Linked DNA regions of Homo sapiens: region 2 is linked to region 1. Evidence: chromatin contacts called from ENCODE Hi-C or POLR2A ChIA-PET data. All regions are on one chromosome and are shown on one strand. The core of a region is the stretch at or near the end of the contact, and the rest is flanking DNA. Distances in the headings are between cores, read along the strand shown.

Evidence for each region. A loop is a pair of places that touch in the nucleus more often than their neighbours do. ChIA-PET counts read pairs that join two places held with the same protein, here RNA polymerase II (POLR2A). Pooled maps may share reads with other maps.
Region 2: a loop to region 1 is called in a map of upper lobe of right lung, with 2.4 times the contacts of the local background. The contact joins two enhancer-like sites. A Hi-C loop is called at or near these places in 7 of 168 maps with a recorded cell type or tissue (CD14-positive monocyte, ascending aorta, gastrocnemius medialis and 4 more) and 5 of 50 pooled maps. POLR2A ChIA-PET finds 5 or more read pairs at or near these places in 8 of 52 experiments (AG04450, K562, MCF 10A and 5 more).

Annotation. Positions count from the first base shown.
Region 1 is chr6:108,605,584-108,611,929 of GRCh38, forward strand. All of the region lies in intron 1 of FOXO3 (forkhead box O3), which reads left to right. Among named protein-coding and RNA genes, the nearest start is that of FOXO3, 48 kb to the left of the region's middle. Within about 2 kb of position 3,773, at least 7 of the 41 ENCODE cell types and tissues checked have a DNase peak (open chromatin) inside an H3K27ac peak, as active enhancers do.
Region 2 is chr6:108,648,325-108,654,670 of GRCh38, forward strand. All of the region lies in intron 1 of FOXO3 (forkhead box O3), which reads left to right. Among named protein-coding and RNA genes, the nearest start is that of FOXO3, 91 kb to the left of the region's middle. Within about 2 kb of position 2,652, at least 5 of the 41 ENCODE cell types and tissues checked have a DNase peak (open chromatin) inside an H3K27ac peak, as active enhancers do.

The DNA.
Region 1 (6,346 bases), core at 2,523-5,022:
GCTTGCCTCAAATGACACTTCTGGTAAATAAAGAGTGGGATTACAGGTCTGATTTCAGAAATGGTTCAGGGATGATTAGAATTATCCTAGAAGGGAAAGATTTGTTTGTTTTGTTTTGTGTTAGCACAGGGAATATCAAGATGTTTCTTGTTTTGATTACCTGCTTAGATAAAGCAAGGGAACAGGCCAGGAGGCTGAACAGTTCTGAGAGGGAGGCATGGAAATGCAGCATGAGGCAAATTCGCATGTAGGACAGCAAATTAGATGAAAATTAGGTTGAAGGGAGAAGTCACAAGATCCAATTATTTTGTTCAATGTAGTGCTTTCAAATCACTCAAAAGACCAAAAAAAGTTTTATTTTGTCATGTGAGCATGTGATCCTGGATAGTTAATTGCTTTGCAAATTGTCATTGGTAAAATGCTTTGGAGGTTTTTATGTAAGAGTTACAAGTAAATTAAAATAGTTTGTGCCACAAAGAAACTTTGGTGCGAAACAGAACAATTATAATTTAAAAGAGGTGGGGCAGTATGAGAAAGCAACTAATTTGGTATTAAAGGTTTGAAGACTGGAATTCTGTACAGTATGCTGGGAGACTCATCAGAACCTCTTCCCTGTTGTAAATAATGTTCTTGTCAGTTAATGCCTAATTGCTGCTCTTGCCTAGAAATCCAGAAGCTTTGGAGATAAGGAGGTCTCTCTGAATCCAGTTCCACAGTATATCAGCCCCTTTGTTCACCCCATAGACTGTACCCTTCCCAAGGGCGGTTTGTTGGCAAGTCTGTCTGGTAGGGCGGTGTTTTCTGCATAGTAATCAGGCCTCTGCAATTGTGATATTCCTCCCCTTCCCCCTAAACTCTTTGGGTTCTTGACACACATGGCAATGCCACTGGTATAACAGAAAGTCAGAAGGAGAAAAAGAGAAAATGTCTTCTCGAGTTCCAAGTGTCTGCACAGCCTTGCCAGACTATGATTAAGGCTTATCTACAGGAGACTGCATGAAAAACTTTCTTCTTCTCTTCCCAGGAAGCAAGCAGCCTTGTGAACAAGCAGGTTCAGAAAGCCAGGAACTGACAAACTTTTCTAGTCCTTTTGCCAGCCTGTTCTGCTTTTACCAAGAGTTTAGTGACAGGACTACCTGTTTTCAATAGTTAAAATGTATATTTTGATCACCTTTAGCACATGCTACCTTGCACAGCTCTTTTTAAAGCCTTATGTATTCTAGCTATTTGACCACTGTTGTGTGTGATTTTCATTTTTGATGCCTGATGTGACAGGAGGGGGTGAGGATGGGGGTCCCATAAAGATGCAGAGTAAGTTGAAGAAGACAATGCTTGTCCTGCCACCAGATGTCTCTTGTTTTTATTTTTGTTTTTGTTTTGTTATGTGTAAAAACAAATGAACCCTTGGGATATTAGGATATTTCGGAGCAAGGTGTTGTCACTGTTTCTCAGACTTGGGGAATTTAGAACTCATAGACTTTTTAATTATTAACTTGTATGTTTTGTCTTTCATACCTGAAAGGTCGTACTTAGGAGATGAAAGAATTTTTATCCCAAATTGAAATGTCTTAGAAGAATAATATTTCAGCTGGGCGCAGTGGCTCAAGCCTGTAATCCCAGCACTTTGGAAGGCCAAGGAGGGCAGATCACTTGAGCTCAGGAGTTCAAGACCAGCCTGGGCAACATGGCAAAGCCCCATCTCTACTAAAACAAAAATTAGCTGGGTGTGGTGGCGTGCACCTTTGGATCGCAGCTACTTGGGAGGCTGAGGCAGGAGAATTGCTTGAACCTGGGAGGCGGAGGTTGCAGTGAGCTGAGATCCTGCCACTGCACTCCAGCCTGGGTGACAGAGCGAGACTATCTCAAAAAAAAAAAAAAAAAAGAAGAAGGAGTTTCTGTACTCCCTTCAGAAACTTGCTTCACTGATATTTTCTTTTCTGATCCTGGAAAGGTTACATGTTTTGAAAATGGAATTGTAAAATGTGCTTGTTTCTAACCCTGTTTTTCTTGCTCTGTTTAGATGTCTAGATGATTATGGATACATTCTTTTCAGTCTCTAAAGTCTGAGGGAGTCCCTGTATCCTAATTTTTCTGCCAGCTGACATGTAGTAGAATATAAGCATCCTTCTGCCTTTAGGGACTTGCAGATTATATTCTTTGGATGGCTTACTTCAGATGCTAAGGACAAAATTTATTCATTCACTCAATAAATATTTATTGATGCTTACTGTGTGCCAGCTCCTGTTAGAGGGTTGGGGAATAAATACATCAGTGAACAAAAGATAAAATCCCCCTGCCTAAAGGAGATCCCATCCTAATAGAAATGTATGTTCTTTAACAGTAGATTATTATCCTGGAAGAACTAATCTTTATAATTACCAGATTCTTACTTCAGAGCAGTGGCATTTGGGGAGTTGGTGGCAGGTCTAACCTTCAGTCCTGCCCTATTTACTGCCATTTCCAAGGACCTTGGGATCATATAATGGTAGAGTTGAAAGACAGGTGGAAATTCTAGTCCAGTTCCCTCATTTTATTCATCAGAAGTAATGTGCAAATTCATATGCATACTCCCAGTGGGCCTTAAGATCACCTCAAGTTTCTCTCTGTTTCAAACTGAAGTGTCTGTTCTATACTCAGAATCATCTTTAGAACACTTGAGTGAGATCTCTAGTTCAGCCCTTTGAAAAACTGATGCTTGGATAAATTAAGTGACGCTCTCACTTTATTTAAAGATGATTGAGAATTGGCTATCACTGGCCTATTTTCTGGTCTTACAAGTAGTTCTGCCAAAGAGGCTAATTTCTAACTGGGAATTGTCTTTTGTCCCCAGAGGGAAATGGAACATGAACTGGATTGGAGGCACAGTCCTAAAGAGAGGGATACTCAGAGAACTTTGCAGAACTTTTTGGGTTAAAAAAAACAACTACTCTTTTCTGGTGCTACTGCAGTTTTTCTATCAAAAACAAAATCCAGGAACAAAAATACTCTGGCAGAAACCAGGAAACCAAATATCAGAAACCAAAGAGCCAACTCTATGGTTTCTGAACAGAGTGTACCATTTAGGATCCTGTTTAGCTACCTTTGGGTTTATTGGAAAACTACTCCATTGTGGTTACAAGTGGAAAACAATTTAAAGGCTCTTCTTTGGCTTTGGTACTTTTACAGGGTTTCACATTTCTAATAGTAAACGCTTCAGAAAGTTTGAAGAAATATCCTATTCTCAGAGAGAGGGTAGGGGAAAGCTTAACTTTATTTTTCTCTATCCCTCCCCTCCCAGAGTCCAGAAAACGGGCCCTAAATTCCCAGGACAGATTTGTTTCAACCTCAGGACAGTTGCTTAAGCAGTTAATGCTCAGCAGTATAGAACTTGTTTCCTTTTGTTAACGCTGAGGTTGCTACGGTACTTGGCCAGCTGTGGAGGTTTGTGAGCTGGACCTCAAGCTATTAAGAATAGCTTTGGTTGGTTTCGCCTTAATCCAAATGAACAGTTACCAGAGGACATGATGTAGAAGAGGTTATCGGAGGTTAGTTCTTAAAGGTCTTTAAGATCAGCCTGTTGTAATTCACATTCAGTAAAGCTATGGTTTATAACTGGTAAGCTGAGTAAATGGATTATCTCTAAGCCTTACTATTTTTAACCTTACTCCCCAAATAAATGGTGAATTGTCACGTCACTTCCAAAAGGTTTTATTTCAGTGAGTGTTTAGAGACTAGACAGATTTCACTTTGTTCCTGGAGAAGTCATGGTTGTGGTGACTGAGGGCATTGTCTGCTATTGTGGGAGAGGCACCAAGATGTTACACACTTGGTTGCTGATGGGCCTGGGTTCTAGGCCAGGTTTAGATGTTTAGTATCTGAGTCACCTAGAGCAAAGTTGTAAAGCTGTGCTCTTGATCTCTTTAGCTTTAAAATCAGCCAAAATACGATTTGGCCTATTAGCTTTCCAGGTGGTGATGAAAAGACACTATTGAGGTTGCAGGTGGTATTGTTAAGAAGGGAAGCAGGAAGACTGAGCATCAGATAGGCCTGTGAGTTTGTTTCTCGCTGCATCTCTCTTTGTATATAACGCTGTGGATCGCTTTTAAGGCTAAGGTATTTGTGTTTCTGGGTTAGCCACTTGTGCCAACAAAGCGACCTCTCTTTAACTGGAAAGCAGTTTGGTGTTCTCACTCATTTCTTCAGGACATATCATTACAGGTCTTTGAGTTGTAGTTAGGACTTTACACGTATGAATATGCTGCTAACACGCCTGGAGGACTTAACTGTTGACAACAGGGCTCCTTTTGCCTAGACTAGAGTTTTTTCATTAAATTCAGGAGATGTGCCTGTTGAATTTTTTTTAAATGTACACATACATGCACACATATGTACATTTTTGAAAAGAAAACAGTTGGGGGAAACCTGTCACCACTCCTCTTATCTGAGTTCCTTGCAGATTTGGCCATATATGCATGCATTGTTTGCTTGGCTGCAGTAAGAGATTTTTTTTGCACTTTGCTTTGTTTCCCCTTCCCCTCCCCATATACAGGCTTTACAATGGCTATTTAAAATCGTTGCTTTAATAGGACAAGGGTTGAATGGATTTATAATTTATTTAATTATTTCCTCACTGGAGAGCCCTTGATTTTTTTCCTCTTTATTTTAATATTCTTCAATATTATAGGTATTGTTTTTGTAATTTTAAAATAAAAGGACTGAGTCTAAGAGTCCTGTAAATTGCTTAGATTCTGTTAATAACTGGACTCCTTATCAGGAACTCAGAGTAAACTGGCCACAGGAAAATTTGCCTCACAAGAAACTCAATAGAATTAAAAGGAGAGGATTCAGTGTTCTTAAGTACAAGTGAAAGTCATGGGACTGGACCGCTTAGCTTCATGGGCTGAGCCTCTTCACCTTTGTGCTCTAAGAGGAAAAAACAGTGGAGCTTTCTGAGTTTTGTGTGTGCCCCTGTGTTTTGGTTTTTAAGAGAGAGAACGCATTCATACTCTGTTGTCTTTGCAAGTAGATAGAAGTGATAGGACAGGGACTGGGTGAAGTCTGAGGCATTTAAATACAGTGTAAAACAGTGCAGAGAGCAGCCCTCCCCATTTTCCTATCGCCCACACCTTTTGTTCCTTTTCCTCCCTCCACATCTTGTAACCCAGAAAGGATAAAAACTCTTTTCCTATAATCCTGCTGTTTTTGTGGCATTTGGATAATTTTACAGTGACATAAAATTGCCTCCCTGTTTTGAAACTGGTGATTTATTTTGAAAATTACCTGTGGAAAACAATCGTAGTTATTGAGTTGTAATTTGAAAACACTGAAATTTACCAATTTAAGTATAAAATTTGAGTTTTAGTGAATGTGTACAGTTGTATAACACCACAATTACGATAAAACATTTCAAACATTTCATCGCCACAAAAAATTCCCTCATGGCTTATTTTCATCAGTCCCTCTCCCTCCCCCTACCCACCCACAACTGCTGAGCTACTTTTTGCCTTTTCTAGAATTTCGTATAAATGTAGAGTCATTACTGTATGTAGCCCTTTGTGTTAGCATCTTTCACTTAGTAGAGTGCATTTGAGATTCATCCATGCCTTTTGTCAGTGGCTCATTCTTTTAATTGCTGAGAAGTATGCCATTGTTGTATGGATATTCTGTTATAGAAATATACCGGAATATTTTATCCATTCACCAGGGGATAGACATTTGGGTTGTTTCCAGTTTTTTACAGTTATGAATAAAACTGCTATTAATATCTATGTTCAGGACTTTTGGGGATGTATTTATTCATGTATTTGTGATAAATGCCTAGGAGTAGGACTGCTGGGTGGTAAGTGCAGTGTATGTTTAACTTTATAAGAAACTGCCAAACTGTTTTCCAGAGTGAATGTACTGTTTTGCATTTCTGCCAGCAATGTATGAGAGTTCTAGTTGTTTCACCTCCTCTCCAACACATGTAATTGCCAGTATTTTTACTTTTCTCCATTGTATAATGTAGTGGTAGATACCTCATTGTAATTTTAATTTGCATTTGCTTAATGATTAATAATGTTATGCATCTTTTCATGTGCTTATTTGTAAATTGTATATCTTCTTTGGTGACGTGTCTATTGAAATCTTTTGCCTTTTTTTTTTTTTTAAAGGATTGTATTCACACCATTTAGTTAGGAATTTCTTATGTATTCTGAATACATGTCTTTTATCAGAAATAAGTATTGCCAGTACTTTTTCTTGTTTGTGGATTGCTTATTCATTTTGTTAACAGTGTCCTAACAACTAAAGAGCTAAGTTTTAGCTCTTAAATTTAAGACTTTGATCCATTTGGAGATAATTTTAATATTTTGTATGAGTCTGGATT
Region 2 (6,346 bases), core at 1,402-3,901, 42 kb after region 1:
AACCTGCTGCTCACTTAGCTCTATTTCCCACAAGCAAACCGCAACATTGAGTAACAGCTGAAAAAGATGGTGACTAATGTAGATGAAACACTGAAAATGACTCTCTGGGGGTCTTCTCACCCCTGCTCCCTTTGATTAATGGTTTATTGTCGTAAAGCCTTAAGGGTCGTTGGCAGAGCCAGGTCAGAGCATTCAGAGTGCTGGAGCCATGTATGTCTGCCTCTCTTGCTTTTTGTTTCTCATCCTATTATCTTGTATTCCTTCTTATTTTACATAGGAGAAGAGAAGAAAGATGGCTAGAGATGATCATTGCCCAATTTTATCTTTCATGGTTAAGGAAATAATCAGTTCACAAGCTAAAGCAGTGGACTGTCAAGAATGGCAAAGTGGCCAGGCACAGTGGCTCACACCTGTAATCCCAGCACTTTGGAAGGCTGAGGTAGGAGGTTCGCTTGAGGCCTGGAGTTTGAGACCAGCCTGGAAAACATAGTGAGACCCCATCTCTACAAAAAAAAATAAAAAATTAGTGAAGTGTAGGGGCGCACACCTGTGTTTCCAGCTTCTCAGGAAGCTGAGGTAGGAGGATCACTTGAGCCCAGGAGCTCAAGGCTGCAGTGAACTGTGGTTATACCACTGCACTCCAGTGCGTTCCAGCCTGGGTAACAGAGTGGGAACCTATCTCTTAAAAAAAAAAAAAAAAAAAAAAAAAGGACTACAAGTGTCTCAGATTTGCCCCTACCAGACGCCAAACTCTTGGGTCAGAGGCAAAGGGATCTGTTATTCTCTCATGGCACAGCAGCCAGCATGAGCAGTAGTCTATTTTGCATTGGTTCTTCCTTGCCCCCGAATCCCACAGGGGTGACATAGATAGGCCCAGGTTGATGGCTGCACATGTAGTGGGTTGTGCAGGAACCTTGAGCTTAGGGATCTTAAATCATTTGTAATAGGCAGTAAGTATGTCTGCCCTTTGCTCTGGAGGGAGACACTATGACTACCTTTCAAGGCTGCTCACTGTGCAGATGAAAGATAGTCCTACCTTGAAAGATAGTCTAGAACAAAGACCCGTCAGTACTTTGCTTGACAAAGCAAAGACATTCAGTAACACAAGAAACCCCTGGCAAATTGTTCTCCAAATGGAGATTTGTTAATCTTATAAGTAGCTGATATCCCTAGTTCACCACCACCCTCAGCTTTTTTTTTTTTTTTTTTTTTTTTTTGAGATGGGGGTCTCACTGTGTTGCCCAAGCTGGAATGCAGTGACATGATCTTGGCTCATGGCAACCTCCACTTCCCAGGCTCAAGCCGTTTGTCTGCCTCTGCCTCCTAAAGTGCTGGGATTACAGGTGTGAGCCCTGTGCCTGGCCCCTACTTCCCTTTCTATCCACAAATTAATATCAGGACTCAGCTGTCTTTCTTCAGAAAACTCCTTAGTTTATAGCTGTTTGAAAGGATCTGATGAGCTTGTGTCTAGAGAAACAGCTAACATTCCACATAATGCCTCAGAGAGTTGTGTGTTACTTGACGTTTGTTGTGTGTTACTTTGAACCTGAAAATGGCTCAGAAACATCTGTTTCTTCATATTTGTCCTCCCTTGTCTTGATGTGAAGGGATTACTCTCAATGGCCCCCATATATTTAATGATTTGTTAATCCTTAGGGAAAGACCTAGTACCTGATCGTATTATGAGCCCACACATCGTTCCCATTAGCAAATGAAAAACCTGACTAAAGGGAAAGGGCTGGAAATTTCAGGAGGACCAAGTTAAAGAGTTCCAGAAAGTTTGGGGAGATAATCCAAGGGCTGACCCTGCCAACTCAGACTTAACCAAGGAGGTAGTTATAAGGTCAGGGGTCCTGCATCCTCAGGAATGCCCTTAGAGTCACTGACTGCTAATATGGTGGGACCAGTGAGCCCTGGAGCACAGGGACACGTGCTGGTTGAGGAGTGGGCTCACCCTCCAACTCTCCACCGTATTCTGACCCCTCCCTCTTAGACTCTTCTGTCTCCTCCAGCCACAAGCAGGGTCTAAAAGAACTGTTTCCTACGTTCTTTTAGCCCCTGAGGCACCCAGTTATAGGAATTTTCTATTTCTACTGTGTGTTCAGCTTTTATAGTCTCTTGCATGACTGTCCTTGCCAGTTAATACTATTTCTCCTGCCCTTTGGGTGATAGATATTACACTACTGATGCTTGTATTTCCAGTTTCTTAAGTGCTTTCAAGTTTACCTAGCATGTACATGAAGTAGATTAGAGCCTGCTACAATAAAATACTGCATTTCTGTTATGGCCTTTAGAAAAACTATGATTTTATCTCATGTGCATTCAGTCTGCTTCATTCATCATAGTTTAGGGGTAGTGCTAATAATTAACTTACACATTTGGGAACACCCTAGATTTTAAGTTAGAATACAGGGGTATCTGAGTGGCTCAGTGAATGTTTTTTCAGAAAAATGCAATCAGTGCCTAGTTCTTTAGTTACTGGAAATGTCCTTTCTTTATTTGATCTTTTTTTGTGAACTTTTGAGCTTTCTGATGCTCATCTGTGTGTGTAATTAGCACCCAGGAGTGTCGTGGAATAAATAGTTGACTTGGTCAGCATTTCATAATACCATTATATTGGTCATCAGCCGCTTTTGCATCCTGTGGTTTTGAACAAGAAAAAAAAATCTTGCAAAACCACTATGGTGAAATACTGAATATGCAGATGAGGTATAGGTTAAAGAAGGCAGTCCCTCGGGAGGCTCCTCATTAGAGCTGAATTTCAGTGAGGTGTGGAGGGGACAGAAGATACTATTAGCCCAAGTCATTTTACAGAATTGACTGCATCGTACTCTTTATTTCCGTACAGAAAATATACATCAATTGTTTTGTTTGCAGTAGCCAACATGGGGTATTCTGGTGTGTAGCATTTACTTTCTCTGCTTCTTTCACTGGTAACACCTTGATTTACAGTGACTATTAGGATAATTAACATTGACACTTGGAAGATAGCCTGCTTCCAAATGCATGCACACTTGTCTGTTTTATAAATGCTAACCCAAACTTTTTCCTTTCCTAGCTGAAAAATGTGTCTCCACTCCTTCCAATCTTTCCAGGGTGTGGGCCTGTGCGTAGCTGTGTGACTGTGCCCACACACTGGCATATATTTCAGAGCTACCAAAAAGAAATCAGTTGCTCTTGAAATAACAAGACAAAAAGGAACGGTTTTTCTGAGCCATAACATCTGAAGAGCTAGAAGCAGTTGTGTTTGTATGTGTGACGCTAAAGCCAGTAAATTTCATGTGAAGGAAGGGATTGTAAACTAAGAACAGAAAAGCAGTTTTCCTGGATTTCAGATGTCAAACTCTCAAGCTGTTTAACTCACCCACTCAGCACCTCCACATCCATCCCTGTAATGTGCTTGCATTGTCAGTGATTTGTTTCTGCAGGTTTTGATGCCAGAAGACAAATAATAAAATAGTAGGCATATGTAACCTTAAAGCAGTTTTCTACCAGAGTTTTTGATTGAGGTTAAACAGAAGTATCCTGATCACGTCGTCAGTTGGCAGGCAAAAGGCATCATATTTTAAGATTCACATAGTTTTAGAGCAAGCTCATCTTTTCTGGCTCAATAATAAACTAATTACATGTTTTAAATAGTATAGAGCTGAGTCCCTGTTTCAGATTAAGCCTCATAATAGCAAGGGCCAGGCACTAGCAGACATTTGCTTGATGTTTCTGGCTTGAGGATCCGTAACGTGGTGCCAGCTGTTTTAGGGCCTGAATAGGCCTGCCAGGGACAGCCAGGTGATATTGGCTTGACGTAGTCACAGGCTAATTCTCCCAGAACACAGAAGCCTCCAGACGTGCCACCAAGGAAAGCCTGGATATGTAGAAGTTCAGTTTATGGCTATAGTAATATTTGGGCATTCCCCAAAATAGTGATCCCAGTTCAGGTTAGGACATGATAGTAGTGTCCCTTTGAGGTCTGTCTGAGAAAAGGTGTCATTTCTAAAAAATTAGTGTTAGCAGATGGGCAGATGTGGCTCCAACAAGGCTTGCTTCATGGCTTATCATTTTTCCACATTTTCCATCCCTTTCATAAGCCTAGGGACCACATGCTGAACATTTAATTGAATCACACAGATTTTGTAGTCTTTAAAGCTTCTTATTCCTTGGTCACTTGTTAGTGGTGCCTCCCTCCTTGGTCAGTTTGGTGACTTCAGAAGGAAATACACAGTGCAGTGGTGAGAGCTTCACTTTTGAAGTTAGCCTCAGGCTTGATTTCTAGCACCACCACCCACTAGACAAATTGCTTAACCTTTCTGCACCTCAGTTTCCTCCTGACAGGCTTGTTTAGAAAATAAAATGAGATCAAATTTGTCAAGCACAGAGCATTGGCCCTGGTAGGCACCACATACATGAATTTCCTTCAGATTGTAGGTGAAGTAGACTTGATTTGGGATTTCTCTTGTTACCTAGGTGCTTGTGTAGAGGAGACTTTAGAACCAGAATGTGTTATTTGTGGTTTTGAGTGTGCCTGGGACTCTGAGCCAACTGAATTACCAAGTAATGGGGGCCCCATGGCATCCCATGACAGGTGGAGAGCCGGCTCTTCACCCTGGATGGACCTGAAATGCCTGCTAAGGCCTTGCTCCACCGAGTAGCACACACCCTATCAGTTTGCCCTTCTTTCCATCTCTTATTCTAGAGACCTTAAAGCCTACTTGTTGGTATATATTTTCAGGTTTTTGGAAATTGGGCTGTTTAATTGAAGTTAATACCAGTGATGAGACTTTTCAACCTGAGAACAACCTAGATGCTACTTCACATTTTGCAGTGGAAGCTTACTTCCATCTTCACTCATGTAGGACATTCTTTGGTCTCAATGTTTTATCACATCTCATGTTAAAGTATAATTCAGGTCTATTTTGTGGCTCCTGCCCCCTTCCCATTAATTCAATGGTTAAACAGATACAATTTTTTGACCCCCTACTATGTACCAGGCCCTCTGCCGGGTGCTAAAGCTATAGTAAAACATGGTATCTGGTTTAAAGAGCCAGACTGCACCCTGCATTTTATCTTTGCTATTAGTGTGCTAATCCAGACATTGGTACTAATGTTCTCTTTCTGGGTGGTGGGTTACACCTCAAGGCCAGGTGGTGTGAGTCTGTCTCTGCTCTGTTGACACTTAGGAGCTGATTGGATTCAGGTGTGGCACTGTGCCTCTTTGGTCCTCAGGGTCTGCGACTGTGAAGTTGGGGCTGCCTGTTTCATAGAAAGAGGGTTTCCTGGCCCTCTCCATGTTCCCCAGCTATTGCTATTTTTACTGAGCTTCCTGCCCTGGTTGCTTGTCATATGTCATGAAAGTGATGCTAAATTCTTGGATGTGCTCCTGAGTTCTGGATGCATGTTTCCTATGCCCTTTTATTCGATTTCCACACACAGTAAGTTTTCAAACTGGAAAAAGGTGCAGCCTTATTTTGTTTAAGCTAAGTGAATATTAATAATAAAACTATTTCTGTTCCACTTCATGGCTTTTATAACTTCATGCCTGTTAACTCTTTGAGGCAACCATTTTGTGTGGCTAATTTGAGCATGGTCTTAAAAGAGAATTTCAGTAGCATGTGTTTGCTGAGCACCTTGTGGGAAGGGGAAACAGATTCAATAACATCACAGGAGAAGCTTGGAGAAAGACAACAGGGGCATCCAAATGCTGCAGCTTTAACCTACTTTCTGGGACTGTCATCTCGCTGACTGCACGCCTTTAGATGCTTCTTCCTCAGTCTATGGGGAGAGGGACCTGGGGCTAGAAATAGGAGAGTTTGTGGGGAGGGGCAGGATGCTGCAGGGAGTGGGTGTGGGCAGAGGTTGCAAGACTGCCAGGGTTCTCTGTGTGCCGGAAGTGCAGGTTTGGCTGTGAGGAATGGAATGTTCTCTCTTGCCCTCCAAGAGCACAAACAGCTGTGGAAGAGCTTGAAAAGAAGATTACTAAAAGAAAAAATAATAATAATTAATATGAAAATAAAATCCACCCTAGAAAACCCAACAGAACCGTGTGTGGAGTATAGTGGTAGTCATCTTTTTCATGCTATTTAAGAGAACTTTCTTCCTATCTAGGATTTCTTTTTCAGTTGAGGGCAGGATAAATTGTGTACCCAGCCCTTTCTCCCCTTGGGAAAGCCTCATATGTCTCATTTTGTTTGGATAGAAAATTGATTCATTATTCTGATGACCAGATGATGATTTTATTCTTTTTATGAGGGACCAGAACCTGTCGCTTGCTTGCTGCTTGAAAACTTAAATGTTAGTTTCCAAAGGCCATCTCTGTGGGTAGAGGGTTATCGTCAGCAGTTTAACGGGAAAT